3 separate regions of the Homo sapiens genome follow, and regions 1 and 2 are each linked to region 3. A link is a contact called in ENCODE Hi-C or POLR2A ChIA-PET data. All regions are on one chromosome and are shown on one strand. Each heading gives the region's core, a stretch centred on a gene start or an enhancer-like site at or near the end of the contact. The rest is flanking DNA. Distances are from core to core; before and after follow the strand shown. Region 1 overlaps SREBF2 (sterol regulatory element binding transcription factor 2). Region 2 holds the start of SERHL2 (serine hydrolase like 2). Region 3 holds the start of TCF20 (transcription factor 20).

Evidence for each region. A loop is a pair of places that touch in the nucleus more often than their neighbours do. ChIA-PET counts read pairs that join two places held with the same protein, here RNA polymerase II (POLR2A). Pooled maps may share reads with other maps.
Region 1: a loop to region 3 is called in a pooled map, with 2.1 times the contacts of the local background. The contact joins the enhancer-like site here to the promoter of TCF20 in region 3. A Hi-C loop is called at or near these places in 1 of 50 pooled maps. POLR2A ChIA-PET finds 5 or more read pairs at or near these places in 2 of 52 experiments (GM12878 and activated B cell).
Region 2: a loop to region 3 is called in a map of ascending aorta, with 4 times the contacts of the local background. The contact joins the promoter of SERHL2 here to the promoter of TCF20 in region 3. A Hi-C loop is called at or near these places in 2 of 168 maps with a recorded cell type or tissue (ascending aorta and chondrocyte) and 4 of 50 pooled maps. POLR2A ChIA-PET finds 5 or more read pairs at or near these places in 1 of 52 experiments (GM12878).

The regions. Positions count from the first base shown.
Region 1 is chr22:41,860,251-41,863,892 of GRCh38, forward strand. The region is part of intron 1 of SREBF2 (sterol regulatory element binding transcription factor 2); the gene reads left to right. Among named protein-coding and RNA genes, the nearest start is that of SREBF2-AS1, 27 kb to the left of the region's middle. RefSeq lists an enhancer at 2,401-2,901. Within about 2 kb of position 2,006, at least 11 of the 41 ENCODE cell types and tissues checked have a DNase peak (open chromatin) inside an H3K27ac peak, as active enhancers do; they include GM12878, where a contact is called at or near this core.
Region 2 is chr22:42,552,706-42,556,174 of GRCh38, forward strand. SERHL2 (serine hydrolase like 2) reads left to right here and starts at 1,251. Exons shown (of 12, transcript NM_014509.5): 1 at 1,251-1,337; 2 at 2,233-2,382; 3 at 2,527-2,640; 4 at 2,959-3,000; 5 at 3,359-3,378. The coding sequence starts at 1,316. RefSeq lists a silencer at 794-1,193.
Region 3 is chr22:42,268,806-42,272,025 of GRCh38, forward strand. TCF20 (transcription factor 20) reads right to left here and starts at 1,848. Exons shown (of 6, transcript NM_001378418.1): 1 at 1,534-1,848. It also overlaps the pseudogene OGFRP1. RefSeq lists an enhancer at 602-661 and silencers at 992-1,231, 1,372-1,431, 1,492-1,641, 1,782-1,941.

The DNA of each region.
Region 1 (3,642 bases), core at 756-3,255, 410 kb before region 3:
AAAAGACAAAATAGCCTGATAGCAAAAATGGACGAAGGTCAAGAGCAGGCGGTTTACAAAGGAAGAAATGCAAATGCTCAATAAAATTGGGACTTTAGAAAAAAAAAAGACTTTCAGCCTCAGTTAGTACTCAGTCATGCAAGACAAAACAATTCCATGTTGGTTTTTTCCACTATCAGATTGACAGAAATGGCTGTGAGGAAACACTAGCAGGAGCATAGATTTTTGAAACCTTTCCAAAGCATGTATAGTGGTCCTTTGACCCAGCCATCTAACTTCTAGGAATTTATCCTAAGAAAATAGAGAAGTGGGGGAACAAAAGAGTTGTTAATAATGCCGAATAACTTGCTGGGTGTGGTGGCACACGCCTGTAATCCCAGCACTTTGGGAGGCCAAGTCAAGAGGATCGCTTGAGCCCAGGAGTTTGAGACCAGCTTAGACAACATAGGGAGACTCTGTCTCCACAAAAAAAAGATTTCTTTAAAGTTAGCCAGGTTTGGTGATGCATGCTTGTAGTCCCAGCTACTCAGGAGTCTGAGGTGGGAGGATTGCTTAAGCACAGGAGGTAGAGGCTGCATTGAGCCCCACCACTGCCTTCCAGCCTGGGCAAGAGAGCAAGACCCTGTCTCAAAAAAATAAAAAAAAAAGATAAGGCTGAAAAATTTAAAGCAATTTTTCATCATTAAGTTAAACAAATTTTAATACACTGGTACAGTACAATGGCACACAGAATGATACCGTGGGACTCTGAAAAGGATGATGTTACGTCTGTAATGGTTGACACTGAATGTTCTTCATATTTATTAACCAAAGGGAACAGGGTGCAAAGTAGCATGTTCAGTGTGATCTCATTTTTGTAAAACAATTTGCATGCATGTGCATGCTTAAGTGTGCAAGCAAGCCTTGTAGAGGAAGAAATCTGGAAGGGCACACATTAAAACATTGACAATGGGCCGGGCGCTGTGGCTCACGCCTGTAATCCCAGCACTTTGGGAGGCCGAGGCAGGTGGATCACAAGGTCAGCAGTTCGAGACGAGCCTGTCCATTGTGGTGAAACCCCCTCTCTACTAAAAATACAAAAATTAGCTGGGCATGGTGGCACGCACCTGTAATCCCACCTACTCAGTGGGATTACACCGGGAGGCTGAGGCAGGAGAATTGCTTGAACCTGGGATGTGGAGGTTGTGGTGAGCCAAGATCATGCCACTGCACTCTAGCCTGGGCAACTGAGTAAGACTCCATTTAAAAAAAAAAAAATTGACAATGGATGACTCAAGAATAGTGGAACTGCTGGATGATTTTTATTTTTGTTCTTTTCATTTATATGCTTTCTAAATTTTTCTTTAGTGAATATATTACTTTTATGATTTTAACAAATTATTAAAAACAGGGCCAGGCGCAGTGGCTCACACCTGTAATCCTAGCACTTTGAGAGGCCGAGGTAGGCGGATCATCTGAGGTCAGGAGTTCGAGACCAGCCTGGCCAACATGGTGAAACCCTGTCTCTACTAAAAATACAAAAATTAGCAGGGCGTGGTGGTGTGTGCCTGTAGCCCCAGCTACTTGGGAGGCTGAGGCAGAAGAATCACTTGAACCCAGGAGGTGGAGGTTGCAGTGAGCCGAGATTGCACCACTGCACGCCTGGGCAACAGAGCGAGACTTTGTCTCAAAAAAAAAAAAAATTATTAAAAACATTGTCTAACACAAGGTGCATAATAAATACAAAATATAAGAATAAATGACCTTTGTAAACTAGGTTTCCCAGCCCCTAATAGGGCTGGGTAACAAATACCTGTTAAAGGATTATTGACTGAATCTGTAATTTGGAGAAACTGTAACCCTATTTGGAGGCTTCACATTCTTTATTCTTGACCAGAATTAATTTAACCAGATTTCAGGTTACCTCATTCTCAGGTAGATGCTGAAGGCTGAGCTGAGCAAAGTGATATTTATGTTACCTCCAAGCCACAAGCTCCATAAAGTTCATGTGAACTCAGGGTCTCTTTGTGAGTCATGGGGCTGCTTGCAATGCACGGATGATAACAGGAACCTCTAATTTTGGTTATTTGCTTTTAGAGACCAGAACCCAGATACAGTTTCCTGGGGCCTCACCTACTTTGTTAAGCAACTTAGCTATAAGTTTACAAAGCAGCTAAAAACAGGAGCAGGGGAGTGAGATGAGCTTGAGCGTGCCAGCCTAGCTCGTGGGAGGCCTGTCTCTGGCCCTGAGCTTTGTGGCCTGCCGTAGGAACTGGAGCTTCATTTTCAAAGCTCCATAAAACTCGCCTTCTCCCGGGCCTCCCTTTTCTGAGTTTCATGGCTCTCTGTGGAAATGACAGCCTGTGTAATCACAGAATGTGAATGATCAGAGCAGGGAACAGTGAGGAGCCATTAGGACATTCCCATGGGTGTAGCTCACAGTTACAAAGCACAACTACACCCTGGTTCTCCAGGCCTCCTCTTTCCTGGCACCGCAGACCAGATGGGGTCCTGGAGAGGCTCTGCGTGCCCTTCTGGAGCTTCCCATCACTCCTTTCTGCAGATGTTCATCTTAACAGCCCCTCTGTGCCACTCAGCCCAGTACCCGGCTGCCCGGCTGACTGGAGATGGCTCCACTGGAGCTTTTTGTGTGTGGGTTGAAAGGGACTTTTTTATTTTAATTTAAGTAGTCTCATTCCATCTGCCTACACACTCTTACGCTTCGTGAACTAAGCTTTCTGACCTGTGTAGGTTACTTCACCACACCAGCCCATATCTTTCCCACAAAAGGGTTTCAAGAGTACTTGACAAAATGAGATCAGTGCACCCACATGCCTGTGTAGTGGGTGCTCTGGAAGTACCGCCAACATTGACCTGCATAAGGGTCTACCCTTCACCAAGCACTTCGGATAAATTATCTTATTAATCCTCAGGGCAAAGAGGCCAAGTGTGTATTTTCAAAGCAGCCTTTTGTAGTGAGGAAACCAAGGCTTAAAGAGAAGTATCTTGCCCACGCTCACACCACTGATTAGGTGGGCCTCCAGAGACTCACACCTAGGCCTGACTACCACCAAAGCCTGTGCGCATCTATGAGGCCACCCTGGCCTTCTGCCCTCCTTAGCTTTCCATGGATGGAAACTGTCGGCCAGTGTGTGATATTCTTCTGGCTCTGTGTTACAGCCCTCTGTATTGATTTCTTACAGAGTTGGGATTTTGGGGGAATTCTAAAAGGTTCAACAAATTCTTAGATTTCTCTTAGTCATTTTCTTAAAGCATTTTATAATCTTGTACTTGGAGTGTGTCAGCACTAAATTATGTTTTGTTTAAATGTACTGAATTTGAGGACATTTCTCAGTTTAATCATGTCACGGAATTGGAATTGGTTAGTACAAGCTGCAATATCTGTAGCAATCTGCCCATTTCTCCCTCGCACAAGGCTGAGTGAGGACAGAGCTTAGTGTCAAGATGTTGGTAAATAATACCACTATGTAGGAATGTAGTCTGGTGAGATGCTGTTTTTCCCAGCAGGTTTAACTGACTGAATACTTAAGGTGCCCAGATTGAAATGCAAAGCTCCAGTTATCCCATATGGAGACTACACTAGAAAGCCCCAGCAGCTTTATTTATTTACATTTATTTATTTATCTATCTATTTATTTATTT
Region 2 (3,469 bases), core at 1-2,500, 280 kb after region 3:
TAACACGGTGAAACTCCGTCTCTACTAAAAAAAATACAAGAAAAATTAGCCGGGTGTGGTGGTGGGTGCCCGTAGTCCCAGCTACTCGGGAGGCTGAGGCAGGAGAATGGCGTGAATCCGGGAGGCGGAGGTTTAAGTGAGCCGAGATCGCGCTACGGCACTCCAGCCTGGGCTACAAAGCGAGACTCTGTTTCAAAAAAAAAAAAAAAAAAAAAAAAGAGAATTCACTACCAGTACTTGTTCTTATTTGTCCTAGACTTGCCACTGTTTCAGACTCAAAGGGTGCACTTTCCCTCTTTCATTGTAGGATTTAGTGCATGAATCTGCTCACCCCAAACATCCTCTTCATAACTTGGGGTTTTCGATCCTTTCCAGGCAGATATTGTTTATAATCCCTCACCTGGAGGGTTCCTCCACGTCCCCAATTTATACATTCATTTGTTCACCTGTACAATTTTTTTTTTTTTGAGACGGACTCTCGCTGTCGCCCAGGCTGGAGTGCAGTGGTGCGATCTCGGCTCACTGCTGGCTCCGCTCCCCCGGGTTCACGCCATTCTCCGGCCTCAGCCTCCAGAGTAGCTGGGACTACAGGCGCCCACCACCTCGCCCGGCTAATTTTTCGTATTTTTAGTAGAGACGGGGTTTCACCATGTTAACCAGGATGGTCTCGATCTCCTGACCTTGTGATCCGCCCACCTTGGCCTCCCAAAATGCTGGGATTACAGGCGTGAGCCACCGCGCCCGGCCTGTACAACAATTATTAAGACTGGCTTGTGCCAGGCTCTGCTGAGAATCCCAGGACACGGTGGGGACACGGTGGACGCAGGCTGTCCGTCAAGGGGGCTAGTAAGCCACTAAACAAAGGGTAGCCTTCAGCCCTGCGGCGCGGGCCAGCGAGCATTCAGAGGCCCAACTCGCTGTGGTTGCTCCCCGGGTCTGGTCCCGCGCGGACGTGGGGGCGGCCATCAGGACTGCCCGGGGGTTGGCGCCCTGCTGGGTTCCAAGCCGGTGGGCGCGGACAGTGTGGCGGGAAGGCCGGGCCTGGCGGGTGGGGGCGCGGCCTGGCGGTGGGGGTGGACCTTCCTGGGGTGGAGCCCGCGGCTGTGGGAGCAGGGCCCGCCGGGGCTCGGGCAGGGCGGTGGGAAGGCGGGGCCTTCTGAGTGGGGGCGGGGACTGCTGGAGTTGCGGGGCCTGCCTGGGGTAGGGCGGGGCAGGACAGCTTGGAGATAGGGCCCGGAATTGCGGGCGTCACTCTGCTCCTGCGACCTAGCCAGGCGTGAGGGAGTGACAGCAGCGCATTCGCGGGACGAGAGCGATGAGTGAGAACGCCGCACCAGGTCTGACGGGGAGGCCTTGTGCGAGCGTCCCACTGCCCACCCACCTGGTTGGGACAGTAGAAGAGGGCGGGATGGAGTGGAGGGTTCGCCGACCGCGTCGCCCTCCTGGGTGTCGCAGCTCCTTCCTCGGCAGTCCCGGGGCATGAGAGCGCGACCGGCCAGGAGTTGGGGGACCCGGGACACGGCCGCACGTGGCCTCCCAGGGTTCCAGGAGCCCCTGAGTTAGCCGAGCGTGCGCGTGGGTGTCGGGGGTGCGCAAGTCTCCAGCCTTGCAGAGACGGAGGAGGCTGCCAGATGTGGGGGCGGTGGGGGTTCCTGGAGTCCCACCGCCTGCCCTAAATTTCCACTCCGCCCTTGTCGCCCAGTGTGACCTTGGGCATGTACTGCAGCTCCCAGTGCCTCAGTTTCCTGCTCTGTGGAGGGAGAGTGACAGTGGTCCCACCTGCTGCGTGTATGAGGGTTTGGCACCCCTCTGGCCTTTGGGAAAGGCTTAGGAAACGGGCTGTTTCTTTACTCCGGTTTTACAGGAAAGGAAACAGGCTCAAGACGTTTTAGTAACTTCTCCAAGGTTACCCAGCCAGCAAGTGATGGGGTCCAGGCCTGACCAGCGCCCCCGCCCCAGCACATTCTAGAAGGTTCTGCCCCAGTTTAAATGGGGTGCATGCTCTGAGGCCTGTCACAGCTTTTTCCGGCTTAACTTCTCTGTCCCTCCTCTGGGAGTCTCCACTCCCATGTCTGACTCTCTCCCCATAACCTTCTGGGGCAGCTAAGGGTCTGAGTCCCTCTGGACATGAGCCCCTGGCTCAAGCACATCAGGCAGAGATAAGGGGCTCAGGGAGCACCAGCTTCATGGGTGAATGAATGAAGGAATGAAAGACCCGGCTGTGTCTTTCAGGTCTGATCTCAGAGCTGAAGCTGGCTGTGCCCTGGGGCCACATCGCAGCCAAAGCCTGGGGCTCCCTGCAGGGCCCTCCAGTTCTCTGCCTGCACGGCTGGCTGGACAATGCCAGCTCCTTCGACAGACTCATCCCTCTTCTCCCGCAAGGTGTGAGGCTGGGGCTGAAGGGAAGGCCAGGGGGAAAGTGGGCAGGAAGGTGAGGGGGGAGGTCTGCAGGGGAATGAGGAGGGCGGGGAGACAGCTGGCATAGACACCTCTTCCTACCCTCCAACCCGCTTCTCTCTGTTTCAGACTTTTATTACGTTGCCATGGATTTCGGAGGTCATGGGCTCTCGTCCCATTACAGCCCAGGTGTCCCATATTACCTCCAGACTTTTGTGAGTGAGATCCGAAGAGTTGTGGCAGGTAAGAAACAGAGTGTGTATTTTCGGCGGTGTGGGGGGTGCTCTAGGGCACCCCCTCTTATCACTGGAGGCGGGGTAGGATCCAGGAAGCAGCGCTGGCCTGAGAGTGGGGCCTGGGCTCTGGCCCCAGGTCTGCCAGCAATTCACGGGAGATCTTGGGAAAGTTGAAGAGTTCGCTTCCTCCAGTGGGTCCCCCAAGCTAGTGTCCTGGGTGGACACCCCAGATGCTGGGAAGGGATTTCCTGAGCCTGGGGACTAGAAGCAAGATCGTGGGCTGAGCCTGTGCCCAGCCGGACCTTCTGGCTCCTTGCATTTCCAGCCTTGAAATGGAATCGATTCTCCATTCTGGGCCACAGCTTCGGTGAGTACAGTGGCCAGGAGCTGACCGGGCCCGGAGTAGGGCTGGGAGGGAAGGATAGGAGCTGCTGCCCCACCCCTTTCCCCTGCACTTATGAGATCTGCAAAGAGAGATGAGAGGGTCAGTCAGAGGTTGACCACTGTACCCTCTGACCTCAGGCAACTGCCGCAAGGGACACAGGGATGAGGGAAATGTGGTCTTTTGAGTGGTCAGGTCTGATGAAGGGGACATCATGGCCCAGATGCTGAGCCCCCAGCCACCCATATGGTGCCCCCCCCCCCCAACTGGTGGGAAGAAGCTTTAGGGTATGCAGCTGGGGAGGGAGTGAGGGAATGTCACCCACAGCTCTTTTGTCCCCCAGGTGGCGTCGTGGGCGGAATGGTGAGTAGATGGCTTTGTCTGGCCAACTGGGGCTCCCTTGGGTGGAGTGGGGAGGGGAGCACAAAGGAGGAAGGAGAAGGTACCTGGGACA
Region 3 (3,220 bases), core at 598-3,097:
CAAGTGGGATTTCAAAAAAGAGCGTACCCTGACCAACTTTTATGCTCTGTTGAAGGCAGAGGCTGGAAGCTTAAAGACAGGCTTTTAAAAGCCAGCTAAGGTACAGTCTGCATTTCTCAGAAAAGTTGCCTATGGCTAAAACAGAGCACAAAATGAGAGATAAAAAAGCAAAACCACAAACCCCTGTACCGTCTGACCCGGGAGTCCTCACTTAACAGATGAGAAAATTACCAGGGAAAGTAACTTGCCCTGGGCTGCAGTTTATTTGGCGTCAAAGCTGTAAGCAGATTCCTGGTCTCCCAGGTCGGAATTCAGTGTAGCTTCCCCATCCACCTAACTGCCACCCCACGGAAGATGCTGTATAAAACTCTTCACTCTTCACTGAGGCTGTTAACATAAGGGTCCAATTATCATTCAAAGATCAGCCTGTTAGATAATAGCTCGAAAATTCCATCCATTTTACAGCAGTTACCAGAGACATCTAATCTTCGAGGAAAAAAAAGCAAAAAGGAAAAGGGGGAAATCCTAATTTTGACCTGACCCCTAAGGTCAAACTAAAGGATTGAATACAGACCAGCAGACCGTATTGGTATCCGCAACCACAAAAACAGACAATAATCCCACCCACAAGCAGAGGAAGACGGCCGCTCCTCGGCACCGCCCCCCAACTCACTAAATTCCACTCCCATTCCGGCGTCCAGAGGACAGTGCACCTCCCGCCGTAGCCTGAGAGGGATCGGCCCGATTGGCCACGCTCCTTCAAACCACCACTTTCCCCCGAAAAAGGGACGAAAGCCTCAGGTCCCCAAACGAGCGCTCCCTCGCCCAGAGACCCCGGCTTGCACACCCCGCCCTGTTCCCCGCGGCGCGGGAGGAGAGGCCGCCCCACACAGGAAGTGTGTCCTGCGCCGGGACCTTGCGCCCAACCCGCCGGTACCTGCCCTCCGCCCCCAACAGGCGAGAAGCAGCCGCGTCCACATGGCTTCAGGTGTTCACATGGCAGTAAACGGGCCCCTGCTCTCCTGGGCGCCCCAGCGCGGCGCCCTCCCGCCCACATCCCGGCCCAGCCCCGCTGGCCTCGCCTCCAGCCCGTAGCCAAGAGGCGAGCGCGGCCGGTGCCCCCGGGGCTGCCAGGGGCCCCGAAGCAGGCGGCGCTGACTCCCGGACGCCGCCCGCTCACACCCGCCGCCTTTGCACCCAAGGCCTCGCGCGACCAGCAGGTAGACCTTCCCTCCGCACCCTCGGGCCAGCACCGGCACCCAAGCCCCGCCGGAACCCCGGGCCGGCCCAAGACACCTTAGCCCTCTGATGCCAGGCCTGGCCCGGGCCCCTGCCCGCACTCTTGGGTCGGGCCGGGCAGCAACACTCCCCTCAGCACCCCAAGCCCTGACTCGGAGTCCAGGAGGCTCCGCACTCCCAGGTTGGGTCCGGCCGGGACCTCTGCTCCCAGCCCCCGAGGCCGGACACCCCGGCCCGGCCCCAGTCCTTCAGGCCCAACCCTCTCCCTGCCCCTCAGGCCCGGGAGGCGGTTACCTGCAGGAGCCCCCCGCCCAGTCCCTCGGCCTCCGCCGGGGGCGGGCGGGGAGGGAGCGGTGGCGACGGCGGGCGGCGCTGCGCGGGGTGGGGGTGGGGGTGGCTCCGCCGCCTCCAGCTCGGGCGCCCGGGCCGGCGGCGGGGCGGGCCGGGGCCGCGGCCCCTCGAGGCTCGCTCCGGCCCGCGCGCTCGCTCCCCGGTCAGGCGCGCCTCAGGGCGGGCTCCCCTGGCGGAGGCCGCGGCCGCCTCGCAGGGGCCGAAAGCGGCTGGGCTCGGGGTTTTTTCTCTCCATTCTCCCAACACACAGGAAATAACAGAGCGTCAGGTGACGGCGCGCGGCCAATGGGGAGGCTCCGGGCCGCGGCGCGCGGGCGGGCGGGAGGGCGCGCGGCGGGGCGGGGCGCGCGGCGGGGGCGGGGCGCTGGGGGCGGGGCCGGGCGCGCGCGTGCCCACCCGCGTGCGGCGGCGTCGAGGCTGGCGCGCGCCGGGTAGGGATCGCGAAGACCCCCACCTCGCGGCAGGGTCGCACGGGGTTCTCCTCTGCGGCCGCTGGGCGCCGCGCGCCACCCGCCCAGTGCCATCTTGGCCTGCGCCTCAGGGCCGTCTTGGGGGTGGACGCGAGCCAACTTTCTGGGGGAGTTGGTGGCCCGGAATCTCTCTGGGATTTCTGGAGTTCCCTGGAGCCTCCAACTCCAGAATCGCGCCTCTTGCGGCCCGGGAGGTCCGCGGGCGAGGACCCGGTCTCCTCTCGGTGACCTGTTTAGTGGGGTCGGGCGTGGGGGCGGCTCCTGCCCGCCAAGAGCCCTCTGGGCCGGGGGCAGCCCAAGACCTAGCTGGTCCCGCCTGGGTCCCTGGCAGCCCCCGCCCATGGGTTCCAGGTGTCCGTGGAGGAACGACTTGGGTCCTCTCAGAGCCTCAGTTTCCACCGCGGAAAACGCGAGGAGGGAGGCCCACCTACCTCACCTGTAAAACGGACGCTCCAGCTGCCTTCTGCTGCGGCATTAAGAAGCTGCAATGCCAGGCTGACTGCGCCCAGGGTCCCGAATTAATTTGCCGATAAGGCGGAGGATTTGCGGTGCCAAGGCCTCAGCTTGTTCCCAGCCTTCCTTTGCAAACCTGATGTTTCTAAAGCAAAGGAAGGGCTTGACTTCTTTATAAAGAAAATCGCAATTGTAGAGCAACTAATATGTAGATGTTGGTGCCCCCACGGCCATCAAAAGTGACAAGGCCAGCAAGAGTAGGATGCGTTGAGAATTTGTGATCCTGCCCCTGACCTTTGACCTGGCCAAATTCTCCTCCCACTTTGGGCCTCAGTTTCCTGTGGGTGAGGAGAGTTTGGATTAGATGTCCCTAATGTTGGCTAAAATTGCCGATTCTAAATTAGGCTCCCATCTGTCCTAGATGTTAGGGGAGTATGTGGCTTCCTCTCCTGAAGCAACCCAACTTAAAAGTTGGGATTGGAAAAGTGCTTCCGGCAGCAGGTGGGGATTGTCAGGAACCAGGTGTGGTCTGGAACCCAGATTTCCATATATTTGAGGTACACAGCTTCCCGGGGCCTGCTTTTACTTTTTGACCTTTCACCCCACCTAGCCATTGCCTTTTCTCAGGCTACCCAAGGAGGGTCTCAGGGTCCCAGGCAGAGCCCCAGGTGGTCCTGGGCCCCTTGGCAGGAGCATGTACTTGGGGA